2 separate regions of the Homo sapiens genome follow, and region 1 is linked to region 2. The links are chromatin contacts, found by Hi-C or POLR2A ChIA-PET in ENCODE. All regions are on one chromosome and are shown on one strand. The core of a region is the stretch at or near the end of the contact, and the rest is flanking DNA. Distances in the headings are between cores, read along the strand shown.

Evidence for each region. Hi-C counts contacts between places; a loop is a spot of excess contacts on that map. ChIA-PET counts read pairs that join two places held with the same protein, here RNA polymerase II (POLR2A). Pooled maps may share reads with other maps.
Region 1: a map of endothelial cell of umbilical vein shows a loop between it and region 2 (9-fold over the local background). The contact joins the enhancer-like site here to the promoter of CAND1.11 in region 2. A Hi-C loop is called at or near these places in 2 of 168 maps with a recorded cell type or tissue (astrocyte of the cerebellum and endothelial cell of umbilical vein) and 3 of 50 pooled maps. POLR2A ChIA-PET finds 5 or more read pairs at or near these places in 10 of 52 experiments (A549, AG04450, Caco-2 and 7 more).

The regions. Positions count from the first base shown.
Region 1 is chr11:10,405,847-10,408,743 of GRCh38, reverse strand. All of the region lies in intron 2 of CAND1.11 (a long non-coding RNA gene), which reads right to left. Among named protein-coding and RNA genes, the nearest start is that of AMPD3, 48 kb to the left of the region's middle. Within about 2 kb of position 1,588, at least 6 of the 41 ENCODE cell types and tissues checked have a DNase peak (open chromatin) inside an H3K27ac peak, as active enhancers do; they include PC-9, where a contact is called at or near this core.
Region 2 is chr11:10,306,942-10,309,641 of GRCh38, reverse strand. CAND1.11 (a long non-coding RNA gene) reads right to left here and starts at 1,329. Exons shown (of 4, transcript NR_103765.1): 1 at 969-1,329. It overlaps ADM (adrenomedullin), which reads right to left. Exons shown (of 4, transcript NM_001124.3): 4 at 2,245-2,700. RefSeq lists an enhancer at 1,459-1,728 and silencers at 2,229-2,328, 2,666-2,700.

The DNA of each region.
Region 1 (2,897 bases), core at 339-2,838, 99 kb before region 2:
ATTGCTTGAACCTGGGAGGCAGAGGTTGCAGTGAGCTGAAATCATGTCACTGTGCTCCAGCCTGGGCAACAGAGCAAAACTCTGTCTCAAAAAAAAAAAAAAATTGTCTTTACATTTTTAATGGTTGAGAAAAAAATCTAAAGAAGAATATTTTGTGACACATGAAAATTACATGAATTCCAATTTTGCCACCCATAAATTAAGTTTTCTTGGAACATGACCACATTTATTCATTTACCCATTGTCCTTGGCTGCTTTTCCACTGCAATGGCAGAGTCGAGTAGTTGTGACAGACACCATATGATCCTACGAACCTCAGACATTTACTATCTAGCCCTTTACAGAATAGTTCGCCAACACTTGCTCTAGACCAAAGCCCAGAAAGGGAATTTAAGACCCATCTGGCTGACCACTCTCAACTTCTCTTCCCATCCCGCTCCATTTCTCCTTGCACTGCCCCCGCCACTGCCCTCCACTCTCCACCATCTCCTGTCCTCCCTCCTTCTTCCTCCCACAATTCCCTGGGACCAAGAAATGGGTGCTTATTTGCTTCCTTTATGTCAGATCCTCCCCCTTTCTACTCTAGCCTCATGAGAAAGCCTTAGGGACAGGCACAGGTACCTTCCCTAGGCCAGAGCTTCCCCGTGGAAGTGCTTCAGATGGGCCACAGGCATGCAGCACAATGGTGATGCCCTCGGTCCTCAGGTGAGAGGGCAGCCAAAGTGCACAGGCTGGGTACCTCTAAGGAGAACCTCACCTACAGCTCCTTGGAGGGCAGCCAAGAGTGGGCCCCATCAAACAGCAAGGACAGTGATCTCATCCCAAGCGGCGAGGACACGTCCTTTGGCAGCTTGCTGCATAGTGTGCCACTCCCACATGGACAGAGCCAGAAACCCACTGGAGGAGTGTGTGTCCCTTGCGTCGGGTGAGCACAGAGCACAGACCAAGAGGGATGGGGCCGGGGGCAAGGAGAGCAGGAGGGAGCTTCTGGCAGCCACAGTAGAAATGGCAGCCCTGAATCTGTCTTCACGCCTATGTACAGAAACCATAAAATTCATTGTCCAAAATAGTATACTTTCTTTTTTTAAATCGACTTTAATGAGGTATAATTTACATATAATGAAATGCATCTATTTTAACTATATAGTACTATGAGTTTCTGCAAATGTATACATGGGTGATCCACCAGTGTCACCACTACCATGATCAAGATACACAATGTTGTCATTACCCCCCAAATGCCCCATATGCCCCACTGCAGTCACTCACCCCCACCACTGCCTGAGACAACTACTCATCTGTCTTCCATCACTACAAATTAGTTTTGCCTATTCTAGAATTTCAAATAAATGGAATCATACAGCATGTACTTTTTTGTGTCTGGCTTCTTTCATTCTGGGCAATGTTTCGAGATTCATCCACACTGTGTATGAACACCAAACTGGCACGCTTCTTGTTTGTTTTTTAGCAAAGGGAAGTGCTCTGGATAGTCATGTCATGTCAGAAGAATGAATCAGAGCCCTTCAGGACAAATCAGGACAACAGTCACTCGATGTATATGGGCTGTTCCTGTCTTTCTCAGTAGATGAGCCTCTTTAGTCACCTCCACACTGCCTGCAGGATATCTGATGTAAAATTGCATGTGTATTCTGCAGATTAGGGCTTCACCATTACCTAAGTGCACTAGAATCCAAAAGGTTTGAAGGGTGCTAAATCCAATGCTCATCCCAAAAAATTTCAATACCACATTTGTTGTTTGAAAAAAGAAAATGCCGTTATAGTCTCTATATGATTTCAACTGGTATATATTTTTTAACAGGTGCAAAATTGTTTTTAACTTTTTATCACCAATCTGTACAAACAAATTTCCTGTTAATGATGATTATGGGTACAATGTACACTATTCAAGTGATAGTTACAGGAAAAGCCCAGACTTCACCACTTTGCAATATATCCATGTAACAAAATGGCACTTGTACCCACTAAATCTATAAACATTTAAAAATTAGAAACAAATGAAATTTGAAAAAAGAATGAAGAAACCCTTAAAAATCTTGATCAGAAATTCCATGTAGCCATTTCAAGCCTAAAACTACATAAAAAAGACATGTTAATTTGAAGCAAGCTCATGTTTAACAATAAAATATTTAAATGATTTTCTTTAGAATATTATATAAATTCAACATTTAATATTTTGTTTTGTATATTATTGTAATAATATAACATGAAGAAAATGTGAATTTTTTTCACTAGCTCCCATGTAGGCATTCCCAAATCCCCTTTAGCTGACCCCAGTGTGCCACACGCATATTCTCACTTTCTAAGCGTGTTGTGAACAGGGAAGCATTAGTCAGCACTGCCCCCACACTATGGGAGAAGCCAGTACCCTGGGCTAGGACGCATGTTTCTTGCTAAAGAGACCTCTCCTGCCCTCTAGTGATAATTTTTGTAGCTGGATCTCAGAGGGAAAACAGTGATGTAATGAGTAATTAAATATATCTGTTTTATATTTGCAAAATTGCCATCCCTGTCACATGCATTATAGCTATCTTGGGTCCTGACAGATAAAAACTTTCACAAGCATCCCTCTGTTGCTCCCTGGTGCCTGGGAGGTCGAGCCTGTGGCTTCTCTTCCATGATTCCACCTCTCCTCTCTGCCCTCATCTTCTCCACCCCTGTGGCACGGCAAAGTCTCCACCATCCCCAGCCAGTGACACCACCCTTGCCATCACCTAGGACCAGTGGCCACTGAACCCCCTTCCCACCCTTACCAGATGCAAGGACTGTAGTGGTGGAGAGGGGAGCATGGGCCTGGGAAGCAAACACCTAATTGTTCATTGTACAACAATTTGTTATCAACCGACAAACTCCAGGCATTCAGAAAATTTGGGATTCCC
Region 2 (2,700 bases), core at 80-2,579:
CCCTATCCTGATAAGCTTCAGCACCTCAAAGAGAAGAGCCCGGGGTTTGATGGTGACCTTTGGTTAATCCTGAACTCATACCAAACTGGTCTTAGGAGGGTCTCTGTCTCCTCGCACATGTCTCCAGTCACAGGATTCTCAGCGGGAAGGACTCCAGCTGAGCAGCTGCCTCTTTTGTCTTAGGGCTGAACCATCTCCTTCACTTGCCTTGGATTCCCTCAAGTCATAAGACTTCCTCAGCACAAGGCTAGACGCCTGTTCCCTGCTCACAACCGCCCGAAGCTTGTGCCCAACCTGCCTTTGGCAGCTTTGTTTGCTGGCTGACGCTGTGCCAAGGTGAGGTTTGGCTGGAGTGCTTTGTGGCTACAGGACAACCTTGGCTCAAGGAAAGGAGTAATCTTGCGCCACTGTCTGCGAGGCTTAAGTGTTTGCTGCTCTCTGCAGTTTCTGTAGCCCCTTCAGACCACCCAGAACCCACTCACTGGCACAGAAATTCCATGACAGGAATCTTGAGTCACTCTTTCATTCATACATGCCTGGTACCTTCTCAGTGCCTGGCACAGAGTTCCCACAAAGTGAATCTTTTTCTGAAAGGCCCTTGAGGACAAGAATGGTCTGTAGCTGCATTTCTAACCTCCTCAATTCTGGCACACCTCACACAATTATTAAGATCAAACAGGACAATAAACTATATGAGATTGGCATTGTCAACAGCCAGGTGCCCAAACTGAGGTTTTGTATGGTCTTAAGGAAATTCTATGTACTCGAGTTTACTTTCTTCTAAATTGAAACTGCTTTGGAATGAGGTATCTCTGGACCCCAGAGTAGGGCCCCTCTCTCTCAGTGGGTATGCAGTCCTCTTCTGCAAGAAACTAAACATCCTAGCCCCTCGGAGGGGACCCTGTAATGTGCAAAAGCCCCAGAAGGCCGTAGGCTACCCTGGAAACATTTCCATTCTCCAAACTCACCTTCAGGTTTTCTTCACCAGGGAGGTTTCTGAGATCACCTACAAGCACTGACATTAAGGCCAGGGAAGCTTTTTGGAAGGGACAAGTAGCTGGTCTCCATCTTGGGTCTTCAGGATATTGGATGAGACAAACAGGGCACCCTGAAATCAAAATCAGGGGTCCCTCTCTTTACTCTTCCCTTATGTCCTAACTGTTCCTATGTCCCCTGCCTTTCTAGTCACTCAAGGGGGGCTTAGTGTCCGTCTATCGCCGGAACTGGGGTCAACCTTCTCAGAAGATAAGGCATATAAAGAAAGCAAGGAGGAAGGAAGGAGAGAGAGAGAGGAAGGCTGGAGAAAAGTGAAGAAAAAAATGAAAAAAGGCTTGGGAAGGAGGAAGGAAGAGGTGAGCGGCTAGGGGAGGCGGAACAATGAAGGTCTCAGGCCGTCGGAGGCTCACGGTTCCGCCGGCACGTCCGTCCTGCCCGCCTCCAGCCGGCAGCTGCACGCAGCGCAGCGTGTGGGCGCTGAGTCACTGTCCCAGAACAGGGAGCCGCGGTGCAGGTCTGGGGGGTGTAGGAGGACGGCCCTGGTTGGCATCTGCAAACTGTTTCTTTCTCTCTTTTTTTTTTTCTTTCTTTCCTCTTTCATTAAGGCTGTGTGCTGACTCCCACGTAGGAGAACTTATTAAACCGCACGTACTGCTTGGCGGCGCTGGGCCTGTCTCAGCTGCCTGCAGGGGGCGCTACAGCCTCGCCCATGAGCCAGCGGCCCGCGGGCGCTCAGGCCCGGGCAGACCCGGGGTTACTAGGGGTTACTGGGTTTTCCGGAGGTGTCCCCACGCATTGCTAGGGCGGCTTGGAACTTTAACAACCGCGGCAGGCAGGGGGAACGCCTCTCTTAGAAGGCCTCAGAGACCACCCCAACTCTTCGAAGCTCGCTTTCGCGCCGGGTTCTGTGAGCAACCCTATAAATCTAGGACTCCGTTGCGCAACCCGAGAGTCCAGGCTCGCCAACCCACTAGGGCTCCCCCTACCCACCCCCCGCCGGCCGCCACGCCAGGCGGTGACCTCGGGCGTCTCCGCGAAGCCCTGATTCGCACCCAGGACACGTGTTCTGCGCGCCCCACACAGAGAACAGAGCTCGTGACAGCTCAGCCCGCTCAGAGTAGGGCCAGCACCTGCACGCGCCGCTGTCCCACCTTCCCAAGCCCGGCGGCGGGACCCCAAGGCTCCTGGGCGGGCCGGGACCAGGGCACCCTCCCTTCCTAGACGTGAGAGCCGAGCCGAGAGAATGAATCAGCATTGAGACAGTTTATTGGTTTGCTGTTCGCATATCACCCATTTTATGTAAATAGATTATACAGAGACTCGGTGTTTCCTTCTTCCACACAGGAGGTAATCAGTCTTTCTCTTTCATGCACACAAACACACTCACATTCCACGCGGCGAACAACTTTACACCTCGCTGAGACATTCACGTCTTAAAATAGGGGAGGACAATATAATTGCTTTTAAAATGCCCTTAATACAATATATAACGTACAAAAATATCTCTATATTTGAAGTTACAAAAAAAATCTTGACAGCAACAAACTTAAATATTGATAGTTACCTCTGTATGTACAACACGCATTGCACTTTTCCTCTTTAGGTTTTGGAAAGTTCAAGTAATAGTGAGGCTTGCGCCCTGGTGGGGTGACACGCCGTGAGAAATCAGTTTGTGGGCGAGCACGGCTGTGGCTCAGACCCCTG